3 separate regions of the Homo sapiens genome follow, and regions 1 and 3 are each linked to region 2. Evidence: chromatin contacts called from ENCODE Hi-C or POLR2A ChIA-PET data. All regions are on one chromosome and are shown on one strand. Each heading gives the region's core, a stretch centred on a gene start or an enhancer-like site at or near the end of the contact. The rest is flanking DNA. Distances are from core to core; before and after follow the strand shown.

Region 1 (4,171 bases), core at 976-3,475, 850 kb before region 2:
AGATGCGGTGGCACACACTTGTAATCCCAGCGCTTTGGGAGACTGAGGCAGTCAGATCACCTGAGGTCAGAAGTTTGAGACCAGCCTGGCCAACATAGCGAAACCCCATCTCTACTAAAAATACAAAAATTAGCCTGGCATGGTGGCATGCGCCTGTAATCCCAGCTACTAGAGAGGCCAAGGCAAGAGAATCGCTTGAACCTGGGAGGCGGAGGTTGCAGTGGGCTGAGATCATGCCACTGCACTCTAGCCTGGGTGACAGAGTGAGACTGTCTCAAAAAAAAAAAAAATTAGTCTTTCCTTAAAACAAACAAACACTAAATCATATCAGTTTTTTTGTTTTGTTTTGTTTTGTTTTTTTTAAGACAGAGGAGTCTTGCTGTGTTGCCAAGTTGGAGTGCAGTGGCACGATCTCGGCTCACTGCAACCTCCGCCTCCCAGATTCAAGCGATTCTCCTGCCTCAGCCTCCTGAATAGCTGGGACCACAGATACGCACCACTACACCCAGCTAATTTTGTTGTATTTTTAGTAGAGTTGGGATTTCACCATATTGGCCAGGATTTATGACAAGCCCTGGGAGTAAAGATCTCTGTTTCATTAGTCCTTTGAATTATCAAGCTTCTGTGAGGATTATTGCTCTTAGGAAGATAAAAAAAGTGGACAATACAGAATAGTAGTATTCTACAACCACATGACCTCAGGAACACAATCAAAGACTAAGGATTAGGAAGGCATGGAAGATCACATTTCAATTTAAATAAGTATGGGCTGTGCCTCTTGTTATTTTTGCTAAGAAGGAACATGAAGCCTCCAGAACTATTGAGGTGTTGACTACAAAGTATCTATTTATTTTCCTGGGAATGAAACTTTTTACCATGAAACACAGGATACCCTAAAGTTCCTTACAAACTTACACTGTTCATTTAACCTAAGGTTAATTCATCATTATATAAGTCACATGGGTTCCTCTGTAGCAAAAGCACTAGATTCTGGCATTAGCTTTCTGCTTGTAGCCTGTTCAAAACTAAAAATGCCCTTAGAAGATTTGAATCCCAACACAGTACAAAGCCTCATTCATCCAAAGAGTTCAGGGGACTTTAGTTCTGAGTCTGCTGTTATCTTGCTAAGGTAAGTCCCATTTCCACCTAGGACTTATTTGACCCAGCCATAAAATGAGTGAATGATGGTAGATTAGGGGTCACATGCTCAAATGCCAATAGGGGCCAGGCAGGTGATACAGACAAAGGAAGTGGGCCAAGAGTAAGAATAATAGAAGGTGGTAAAAATAATAGGAGATGGTGGTGGTGTTGGTGTTGGTGGTGATGAACAACGGAATATGGCTCCTCTAAAGTTAGCAACCACCATCAGCTCCAGACAATTGCCAGTGGGGAGAACAGGCTATTATTGCCAGAGACTGAATTCTCAAGAGAAGTCGGAAATATACTTTTAAAATAAGAACTCTCTTAATTTATTATTATTGGCAATGAATTCAAAATGATTTTTAATTGCTGTGCAGGTAAACTAACCTTACTGTAGGCCAGATTCAGCCCAGAATCTGCATAACCATTTTCTGACTTCTGCCCTACATGATCACTTAAGATCTTGCAACCTTAACTTCTTTTTTTTTTTTTTTTTTTTTTTATTATACTTTAAGTTTTAGGGTACATGTGCACATTGTGCAGGTTAGTTACATATGTATACATGTGCCATGCTGGTGCGCTGCACCCACTAACGCGTCATCTAGCATTAGGTATATCTCCCAATGCTATCCCTCCCCCCTCCCCCCACCCCACTACAGTCCCCAGAGTGTGATATTCCCCTTCCTGTGTCCACTTCTAAATAGCAAATCTTTGCTTTTTTGTGCTGTTGATAAAATGCAAGATTTAATACTGTTTGAGAAAAGCAGGACAGAAGCTAGGGCTTGGGGGCTGCTGGGGAGATGATGTGGTCTATTAATAGCTGCACAAGGATGATATAGCCTAGATCAAAAGGCATTTGCATAACACCATAGGGCAGCTGTTCCTCTTTGCTGTTATGACAGTGGTGAAATAGTAACAATACCATCATCAGCAACAATAACAAAACCCCCTTTGCTTTTTCAGAGACTGACGTGCCACTCCTAGACTTTATAGAGTTGTTTTGGGCAATTTTGTTAATCCTTTTTATGAATGGTGAAGGAAAAACTGTCAAATAGAACAACAGGACTCCTGATGAACAGATAAGAAAACAAAGTGATTTTACCCTCCGCTTCTCCTTTGGTAAGGAAGCGCTGCAGAGATGCCTCCCAGCCTCCAGGGGGTGGTATAATTAACAGAGCATTTGCTTGAGTAGGTAAAGGTGCAAAATAAGAACTGGTGCCATTGGGTCTTTCTTGCATAAATAACCTCATTATCTAAATCTTTTTGTCTCCAGTCTCAGGGGCATCTCCACACTACTTTCTTTTCTTTTTTTTTTTTTTTTTTTTTGAGATGGAGTCTTGCTATATCACCCAGGCTAGAGTGCAGTGGTGCGATCTCAGCTCACTGCAGCCTCCACCTCCCAGGTTCAAGCAATTCTCCGGCCTCAGCCTCCTGAGTAGCGGGGATTACAGGCACGTGCCACCAAGCCCAGCTAATTTTTTATTTTTAGTAGAGATGGGGTTTCACCATGTTGGCCAGGATGGTCTCTATCTTCCGACCTCATGATCCACCTGCCTCAGCCTCCCAAAGTGCTGGGATTACAAGCATGAGCCACCGCACCTGGCCTCCAGCGCCCGGCCTCCACACCACTTTCATAACATAGCTCTCTGTGTGGGAGGAAGTAAAGACAACTGAGGTTGGAACTTGGCCCTCCTCCACCCCACACGGATTTTTAGCCCTGCCACATTAGCCAAAGTACTTACTATCTCTATAACTCAGTTTCCTCATGTATAAAAGGACAGTAACCTCAATGGCTACATTACAAAGTTGATGTGAGATTAAAGGAAATCCTACCCTATCAGGTGAAATGTCTAGGTCTACTTGGTAGTACTGAACTACATTCCCTTCCAAAGTTCTAATTTTCTCATCTAATTCCTCCTGCTATATTTAGAGTTCATCTGGTAATCATTTGCCCTCCATGATGAGATATAATCCCCAGAATCGAATTATGAGGTTGAACTATATGGAACTGTCAATAGTCAATATTATGGATCTACAAAATGGCAATTTCATAAGGTTCAATGTACTACAAAACTAGTCACAAATCTAAAGGAGGCCAAAGCAGCTTCCCTTTCTATACTAGTTCTGAAACACACCTGAACAGCTTATAATCTCTATATTTGGACAGCATGAGGCCTCTGGTTGGGCAACAGACACTTTCTCATTATAACTAAACTAACATTTGTCATCTACTTCCAGCTTACACAGTGCTTTTAATAAATATAATTTCCTTTAACTTCACAACAACACTAGGGATGAATGTAAGCACACGACTTTCCATATGCTCCTACATTTGAACCCGTTGGTATGCTCTAGAACTGTGGGATGTGTAATGTGCTATCATGGTTCCAGCCTACCTAACTACACATTAAAAAGTATTTCAATTAACAAAGAGAATAATGTAAAGAAAGCCCTGCCATTCACTGTGTAAGATGAATCTGACAAAACATAGCTCCACAAACAACTGCACTAAATGCTTAGGTACATAGGGAGCACCCAGTTCTGGTATCCCCAGCACTTTTGATGAGGACAAGATGTTCTTGCATTTCCTCCACGTTCTATTGGTTGAAACTCTTGTCAATCTTAACCTGGCGGTTTGAGCAATCTATAAAACACCACTCATATTTCCATCTTTAAAGTTACCTTCCATGCATAAAGACATTTAAAAAATCTACCATGGAACCCAACCAGATGAGAACTCCCAACTGATTCATTTACTTAATCTCCTCAAAGAAAACCATTTTCTGTGACTGCTCTGCAGGTGGTAGGCATCATATCTACTCTTCATTCATTCTTTCATGCAATAATTTTTTGAAACTTTTTTTTTGGAGCACTTACTATGGACCAGGCCCTGTTTGAGGCCAGGGGTTGGCAAATTATAAGCCCATAGGCCAAATCGGACCCAGCATTTGTTTTTGTAAATAAAGTTTATTAGAACATGGCCATACTCATTCATTTAAATGTCATACATGGCTGCTTTGCAGCAGAGCTG
Region 2 (4,342 bases), core at 1,425-3,924:
TGTCTCTCCTTAATGTCAGTTAACACATTCTTTTGATTACTGTAGTTTTGAAATTGAGAAGTGTGAGTTCTCCAACTTTGTTCTTCCTTTTCAAAATTGTTTTGACTATTTTGGGGTCCCTTGCATTTCCATATTTATGATCAGCTTTCCTGTTTTTACAAAAAAGCCTTTTGGGATTTTGATAGGGATTGCATTCAATCTAGAGATCACTTGTGGGCGGGGGGGAGCATTGCCATCTTTACAATATAAAAAGACAAAACCACAAAAACCTTACAATTTATGAGCGTGGGATGCATTTCCATTTATTTCGTTACTCTTTAATTTTTTAGTGTTTTTTTTAATTTTAAATTTTAATTTTTGTGGCTACATAGTAGGTGTATATATTTATGGGGTACATGGAATGTTTTGACACAGGCATGTAATGTGTAATAATCACATCAAGTAAAATGGGGTATCCATCCCCTCAAGTATTTATCCTTTGTTATAAATAATCCAATTATACTCTTAGTTATTTTAAAATATACAGTTAAATTATTGACTATAGTCACCCTGTTATGCTATCAAATACTAGGTCTTACTCTTTTTAATTTTTTTTTTCTGTTTTTGAGATGGAGTCTCGTTCTGTTGGCCGGGCTGGAGTGCAGTGGCATGATCTCAGCTCACTGCAGCCTCCACCTCCTGGGTTCAAGTGATTCTTCTGCCCCAGCCTCCCGAGTAGCTGGGATTCCAGGCACCCGCCATCATGCCTGGCTAATATTTGTATTGTTGTAGAGATGGGGTTTCACCATGTTGGCCAGGCTGGTCTCGAACTCCTGATCTCTGGTGGTCCGCCTGCCTTGGCCTCCCAAAGTGCTGAGATTACAGGCATGAGCCACCACGCCCTGTCCATTTTTTTAAACTTTTTGGTACCTATTAATAACCACTTCCAGCTTCCCCGTACCCTCTCACTATCCTTCCCAGCCTCTGGTAACCATCCTTCTGCTCTCTATCTCTGAGTTCAATTGTTTTGATTTTTAGATCCCACAAATAAGTGAGAACATGAGGTGTTTGTCTTTCTGTGCCTAGTTTGTCTCACTTAGCTTATATGGCCTGCAGTTCCATCCATGTTATTGCAAATGACAGGATCTCATTCTTTTTTTTTGGCGGAATAGTACTCCATTGTGTATAAGTACCACATGTTCTTTTTCCATTTATCTGTTGATGGACATTTAGGTTTCTTCCAAATTTTGGCTATTGTGAACAGTGCTGCAACAAACATGGGAGTCAGCAGTGTTTTGTAGTTTTCTTTGTATATGTCTTAGACCTTTAATTTATTCCTTATTCTTTTTGATACTATCATGTGGAATTGTTTTCTTAATTTTCCTTTTGGATGGTTTATTGCTGCTGGGTAGAAATACAACAGATTTTTTGCTTGTTGATCTTGTGTCCTGCAGCTTTGCTGAATTTATTAGCTTCAGTAGTTTCTTTGGTATATTCTTTAGGATTCTGCATATGTAAGTTCAGTCATCTGCAATAGGGATAGTTTGACTTCTTCCTTTCTAATTTGCATGCCTGTAATTTATTTTTCTTGCCTGATTGCTCTGGTTGGAATTTCTAGTACAAAGTTGAATAGACCATGTGCTTTTAAAGATTATTTTGAGGTACCCTGGCTGTGAGTGACCTATATCTGCAAATAGTTTGTTAAAGGTAGAGGTCTCTAATGAGTTGTAAGTGGGGAGGTTGTCAGGATATAGTAGTGGTCCTCAAATCATCAGATCAGACTTCTGGTTACCCAGCCGTGTGGAAGCAGCTGTGACTGGAGAGGTAAATCTGAACACAAAGCTTCTACAGTTGACCAATACTTTACTCCTTGCTTCTTTCTGATGGCGATAATAAACTCCAAGAGCAGATTACTAGCTGCAGTATGTTTTAAAAAGAATTAATTTCTCAGATAATATGTGTGTTGCAGTAAAGTTAGGAAATACAGAGAAACAAAAGGAAGAAACTAAAAATCACTCAAAATCTCACTGTCTACAGATTATACCAAAATGTTAACTAATAGTTGTTTTGCCTTTAGGCTTTTAAAAACACAAAAAAACTAGATCACAGTGAACATTCTGTTTTGTAACCCACATTTTAAACTTAATTATGTCATGAGGAACTTTCTGTGTCAATGAATACACTTATAGAGCATTATTTTTAACATCTTCATTTTATTCTCATCATGAGGCTGTTTGTGGTACTCTGGTGTATTTGTACAGGTACCTTGTAAAAGTTTTTAAAAATTAATTTGCTTTTTATTATTTTATTTGATAAATGAGTAATATCTAACAATTGTAAGCCATATTTTTATTTGTAAATATATATTTAGAATTTTAAAATTCCTGAAACAAAGTAACCATAACTATATATCTCTCTGACAGTGGAAAATAGGGAAGATTTTATTTTATTTTATTTTATATTTTGGTGTCTAAGTTTTCTTTGTTCAGCCTGTCTTCCTGGTTATAATCTGTTAGACTCTGTGGTTATATATCTGACTAGTGGAAGTAAATTTCCTGTTTTGGCAACTGCTGTAGAAAGCTTGGCAGTTTCGACTTGTTTTTCTGGTTAGTTTTATCTCCTTTGTTTTCTTTCACCTAATGGCAAGTGACTCAGACAGTTCTGCTTACCCTTTACCTCTTATGCCAGAATGGTTTCCCCTTTTGACTGCTTTTGTCCAGGGCCAAGTAAGTAATTGTTATAAGAATATAAGTAATGCAAGTCTAAACCAAAGGTTGTGGTTGGGTTTTCTCTACGGTGTAAATTCTAGTCATCTCATGACAGCAGCCTAGAAAACTGTAAGGGTAATAAGACTTCTAAGACCAATTTTTGAGCAAGGGGAAAAAGAAGACCATGGTCGATTATGAATACTAGCCATAAACTTAGAGTAGTGATGTGCTGATATGCAAGCCAGATTGCTGTTATTTGTATTACAGGCTATGACAAGGAAGGAAATCACAGACACACAGAATAAATGTTGAGTACAGATTTGGAAATCTTGGTTTTATTTATTTTGTTTAACTTTCATTTCAACCTGTGTCAAGATAGGTGATTATTGATCTAGAATCCCTTTCTGGACTTCTAGTCTAAATAATCCTCATCATAAAATAAATCTTTTAAGTGTTTCTTTTTCCTAAATTTCTGAGTATTTTTTTCTTCTTGCCCCTAAGAACATCGTTTCTTTTTAAGAATCAGAACTCAAACCATCTGGTGTGTAATGGGACAGCCCTTCTCTTGTACTTACAGTCAGTTTCCTGCTGTAGATGTCACTGTAATATAGGTAGGTACAGGAATGCTTTAGTATACTGCCACAACAGTGTGTGCATCGGCTCTTTCCTTGTCATTTCCAGTGTCCCGTTGTATCACTTGCTCTTGTTTTCCAGTCACTTGTGTGGGTATCTTTCTCTATGTCTTCTGAGCTTTGAAGGTTTTGTGCTGTGGTTCACTAGACTCACAGAATTAGTCCTGGATTTCATCAGAATTCAAAGCCTGAGTTTGGTTCCTAGACCCAGAGTACTCTTCTATTTATTTATTATTCTTATTTTATTTTGTTTTTAGAGACTAAGACTCGCTCTGTTGCCCAGGCTGGAGTGCAGTGGTGGTGTGACCATAGCTCACTGCAGCTTAACTCCTGGGCTCAAGCAGTGCTCCCACCTCCGCCTCAGAAAACTCTTCTTGTGGATCATTGCTGAGTTAGTTTCAGTGGTTGCTTCTGAACCCAAGGGTCTTACTCAGTGGTTTTCTCTTAGACCTGAGAAGTTCTAACATAGTATTTCCCAAAAGCTTAAGATAATAAGGGAAAAATATTTAAGTGCCTGTCATGAGCCAAGAACTTTCAAGTGCTTTTAAATGTGCTATCTTTTTAAATCCACAAGCAAACAAAACAGAACTCAAACAAATAAATCTTTGTAAGATAGATGGTATCTTCATTTACAGATGAAGATACTTCTAGAGATTAACTGACTAGCCTGCAGTCACACAGGTGACTAGTGGAGCTAAGATTTAAACTTAGGTCCTTGGCCAGGCATAATGGCTCATGCTATAATTCCAGCATTTTATGAGGCCAAGGCGGGAGGATTGCTTGAGCCCAGGAGTTCAAGACTAACCTTGCCTGGTCAAGATAGTGAGACCCTGTCTCTACAGAAAATAAATAAATACATAAAAATAAAATAAAATAAAAATTAGCTGGGTGTGGTAGTGTGCATCTATAGTCCCAGCTACTGGGAGGGTTGAAGATGGAGGATTGTTTGAGCCCAGGAGGTCAAGGCTGCAGTGAGTAGTAATCATGCCACTGTACTCCAGCCTGGGCTACAGAGGTGAGACC
Region 3 (4,457 bases), core at 1,446-3,945, 820 kb before region 2:
CAAGTCTACCATATATTAGAGCAGTGGCTCTCAACTGAGGTGATCTTGTCCCTCAGGGGATATTCAGCAATGTCTAGAGATATTTTGGTTGTCCAAAGCTCAAGGGGGTGGGACTGGTGTTACTGGCACATAGTGGGTAGAGGCCAGGGATGCTGGTAAACATCCCACAGTGCACCGGATGGCACCCTACAGCAAAGAATTTTCTGGCCCCAAATAGTAACATACATTATTAATTTCCCCTACTAGATTATAAATTCCTCAGACAGAGGGCACAAATGCTCAATACACCTACATTGAATGAATTTAAAAAGCTGAGCTAAGTTGCGCAAAGGTGTGGCCCAGCCAAGATAAGACTTTCAGAATTTTGGAGACAAGAGTGAATTCTTCAGCAAGCTTTAACTTGAGAGGCTGTGTGTGGGCGAGACGCAAAGAGAATTTATGGAGAGGGGGCTGGCCAATCTAGAGATACGAACATAAAGATGTAAAACTTCTTTGCTGGTCCAGATGTTCAGCAAAATCTTCTACACACATCTGTGTAAATTATTTTGGGGGGAGTAAGTAAAGAGACATGAGTGTGAAATAGGAACAACACACGAGACAGTCACATTATCCAGAAACTGAATTAATTCAATGAGTAGAGGAGCTCTGGACTAGAGGTTCCCTGTGTAGACTGGATGATACTACCAACCAGGTGGGCTCTGAGCAGGTTTTATTTATTTATTTATTTATTTATTTGAGGTGTGATTACAGGCATGAGCCACCACACCTGGCCTGAGCAGATTTGATTTAAATCTCAAAGTACAGAGTACTTTAGCAGATATTTAGGGTGTGCAGTAGATTATATTATTCTTGGGCCGGTTGCGATGACTCATGCCTGTAATCTCAGCACTTTGGGAGGCCGAGGCAGGCGTATACCTGAGGTTAGGAGTTTGGGACTGGCCTGATCAACATGGTGAAAGCCCGTCTCTACTAAAAATACAAAAATTAGCTGGGCATGGTGGTGCACACCTGTAATCCCAACTACTCTAGAGGCTGAGGCAGGAGAACCGCTTGAACCCAGGAGACAGAGGCTGCAAGGCTGCAGCGAGCCCAGATTGCACCACTGCACTTCAGCCTGGGCAACAGAGTGTGACTCCATCTCAAAAAAAAAAAAAAAAGATTACATTATTCTCAAAAATATTCCCTTCCTTCCTCCCTTACTTCCATGGGAAGAGTACATGCTTCCCCAAGCCACTGATGTCAATCTTGACCATGTGATTTGCTCTAGGCTTATGGTAGATGGGTTACACTTCCCAGTCCCTTGGCACTGGCCGCAGCCATGTGACCTGCTTTAGCCAATAGGATGTGAGCAGATAAGACACAAGCAGAGGCTTGAAAAGTGCTTGCCCAGTTGAGCTTGTCCTCTTGCACCCCTTCCAATGCCAAGACAATAACTTATCTGGGCAGCTGCTGCCCCTTCAGCCTGGACCACAGAAAGAACACACATGGAATAGACCTGAGGCAAACCCATAGATAGGCACAGTGTGCCCTGGCCCTATGGGTTTCAGGGCTCTCAGCTATATAGTTCAGAAGCACCTGAAATTAGAGCCACTCAGCTAAGCCCAGCCTAGATCAGCAAATACCCAGCCTACTCACAGAAGTGTGGGCAAGAATAAATGACTTTGGGTTTAAGCCACTGAATTTGAGGGCGTGTTAGTTAGCATTATTGTGGTAATAATGAACTGGTACAGGTCAAATAGAAGTGTGTATACATTTTACATATATACACACACACACACACACACACACACACACATATGTATACACACATATATATATATACATCCTACTAATATATATCCCAATAATGTATATGCCAGTTATATAATATATATACACATATATTTATATGTGTGTTAATGTATTTATATATATCCCAATAATACCCAAAGCTAAACGATTAGAAAGAACATAAGGCACCCTCTCCTCCCTTCCCTAATCCTGAATCCTCTGAGAAATCTGGAGGGAAACAGGGCACACCTTCATGAGAATTAAGACTGAAAAAACAGAAAAATGTCAGTGATAGTTGTCTCTGAGTAATGGAATTAAAGGTGATTTCATTTTTAAAAAACAATTTTCAATATTTTCCCAGTTTAAAAAATTAGTTTGTAACTTATCTAACCAGAATGAAAACAACAAATTCCCTTTTCAAAATACCTCCTGAGGCTTTCTGCTGAGAAGGCAGCATCTCCCAGGCTGTGGCATGAAAGAGGGGCCAGGGCCTCAGCTTCCCATGTGTCTAGTGAAGGGGAAATGGGAGCACCCCAACATCTATTTAAATTCAAAATCAACATTTATGGAGCTTGTTTGGTTGGACTCCGAGCTAGGCACTACAGGGGATTCTAAAACAAACAAGATCGTGATAAAAATGGCTGACTAAAACCGAAAATGGCTGTCTCTCAGTAACTCACTTCTTCCAGTGAAGCAACCTTAAGTGGTTAAGAATTCTCTGCGACCTGATGCCCACTGGCTGGCCTGTCTCCACGGGGTGCCCTGGCCCTATGGGTTTCAAGGCTCTGCGCTATATGGTTCAGGTGCTAAAGATTTGGGTCATGATACTGTGTAACTGAGAAGGAACGAAGAGAGAGGGAGAGAAAAAAAAGGAACGAAATGAAACCTTTGTGATAACAACAACTGAGTTTCAACCCAAATGCAATGAATGAAGGAAATGGAGAGTTTATGTCAGATCCAATAGCAGATTTTTCTATAAGTTCACATGTGGCCTTGGGCCAGGCTCTGAGGGTGTGGTCAGTCCAGGCTGCTCTCTTTCTCAGGAAAACCTGAGTCCTGGGGCAAAGCAGCTTCGCAAGGAACAGAGTGTCATGGGGTTAACAACAGTCATCCCAGCCAGGCTGCAGACGCCACTGTTTTGTAGTTTCATGACTGAAATCTAATGCAGTCTTCTCTGGAAGAGCCAAGTAGATGTTGCTGTGCTAAAAATAAAGAATGGGCAGGAAGTGTAATTTACACGCAAGGTTAATTGAGGATCCGTAGGCTGTGGCAGGTGCACATAACAGCCTCTAACCTGCTTGCTCAGTTCCTTCTGAGCAAAAAGCAAACTGTAATAAGCCATAAGGAAAGGTGACACACTGCAGCTGTGTAGGTTTAATTTACTGGAGATGAGGTTGCAATCATGGCCAAATGGTCTTATAAAATGTACCTAACCCCAATAGATCATCCTCACAAGAAAACAGAAAGGAACTCTCGCTCTGGGAAGTGCATCGATCATGCTCTTATTTCAAAGTTTATTTAGACATTCATCCATCTAACTTCATGCAAACACCTTCTCTGTATCAGGCACTATGCTGAGCACTGGGGATGGAGAAATAAATCAGACACAGTGTCTGCTCATGAGACTTCTTGGTCAAGTAATGCAAACAGCCATGTGAACACATAAATTACAATACAAACCAAAAATAGCAATAATAGAGGAAAGAACAACATGCTGTAGAATAGTTGGTTCTGCCTGGGAGTGTGTGGTGGGGACGCTGAGTGGTCTTCTCAATATCTATTCTCCCCCTCTTCCAAACTAACAGAATCCTTATTTGGTTGGGGATGGCAACATGCCCACCTGAAAAAAATTATGTATCCTAGCTTCCACTGAAGATAAAGCTGGCCATGGGACAGCTCTGGCCAATGAGATGTAAGTAAAAATGATCCGAAGGGACTTCCACACAACTCCCTAAAAGGGAAAGGAGGGCTGGGTGCGGTGGCTCATGCCTGTAATCCCAGCACTTTGGGAGACTGAGGCTGGAGGATTGCTTGAGCCCAGGAGGATGAGACCAGCCTGAGCAACGTGGCAAGACAAGACCCCCACCTCTACAAATAATAAAAAGTTAGCTGGGCATGGTGACATATACCCTTAGTTCTAGCTACTCTGGAGGCTAAGGTGGGAAGATCACTTGAGCCCAGGAGTTCAAGACTGCAGTGAGTGATGATCACAACACTGTACTCCAGTCTGGGTGACAGAGTGAGACCCTGTCTCAAAAAAAAAAAAAAAAAAAAAAGGAAAGGAGCGTTGGCTTAAGTGACATTTGCCTTTCCTTCCTTCCTGCCAGGTACAGGGACCTGGTGCTAAAGAGACGCATTCGTTTCCAATTCCTGCTATAACAACTACAACAAACTTAGTGGCTTACAACAATCTACATTTATTATCTTATATTTCTGTATGTCAGAAGTCTGACACGGGGTTTGCCAGGCTAGAATCAAGGTGCTGGCAGCGTTGTGTTCCCTTCTGCAGGCTCTAGGGGAGAATCCATTTCCTTGCCCTTTTCAGCTCCCTGAGGTCACCCACGTTCCGTGCCTTGTGGGTCCCTTCCTCCATCTTCAAAACCAGCACTGTTGCATCTCTCTGACCTTCCCTGCAGCCACCCCTCCTTCTGATTTCTGCCTCCCTCTTCCACATTTAAGGATCTTGT

The links. Hi-C counts contacts between places; a loop is a spot of excess contacts on that map. ChIA-PET counts read pairs that join two places held with the same protein, here RNA polymerase II (POLR2A). Pooled maps may share reads with other maps.
Region 1: a pooled map shows a loop between it and region 2 (2.6-fold over the local background). The contact joins two enhancer-like sites. A Hi-C loop is called at or near these places in 2 of 37 single-sample maps with no recorded cell type and 5 of 50 pooled maps. POLR2A ChIA-PET finds 5 or more read pairs at or near these places in 1 of 52 experiments (T-cell).
Region 3: a pooled map shows a loop between it and region 2 (6-fold over the local background). The contact joins two enhancer-like sites. A Hi-C loop is called at or near these places in 1 of 37 single-sample maps with no recorded cell type and 4 of 50 pooled maps. POLR2A ChIA-PET finds 5 or more read pairs at or near these places in 1 of 52 experiments (activated CD4-positive, alpha-beta T cell).

What each region holds. Positions count from the first base shown.
Region 1 is chr9:109,952,130-109,956,300 of GRCh38, reverse strand. All of the region lies in intron 6 of PALM2AKAP2 (PALM2 and AKAP2 fusion), which reads right to left. Among named protein-coding and RNA genes, the nearest start is that of PALM2AKAP2, 170 kb to the right of the region's middle. RefSeq lists a silencer at 3,156-3,225. Within about 2 kb of position 2,225, at least 2 of the 41 ENCODE cell types and tissues checked have a DNase peak (open chromatin) inside an H3K27ac peak, as active enhancers do.
Region 2 is chr9:109,100,348-109,104,689 of GRCh38, reverse strand. The region is part of intron 3 of TMEM245 (transmembrane protein 245); the gene reads left to right. Among named protein-coding and RNA genes, the nearest start is that of TMEM245, 17 kb to the left of the region's middle. Within about 2 kb of position 2,674, at least 13 of the 41 ENCODE cell types and tissues checked have a DNase peak (open chromatin) inside an H3K27ac peak, as active enhancers do.
Region 3 is chr9:109,917,074-109,921,530 of GRCh38, reverse strand. The region is part of intron 3 of PALM2AKAP2 (PALM2 and AKAP2 fusion); the gene reads right to left. Among named protein-coding and RNA genes, the nearest start is that of PALM2AKAP2, 140 kb to the right of the region's middle. RefSeq lists enhancers at 2,373-2,442, 2,553-2,722, 2,963-3,012. Within about 2 kb of position 2,695, at least 7 of the 41 ENCODE cell types and tissues checked have a DNase peak (open chromatin) inside an H3K27ac peak, as active enhancers do.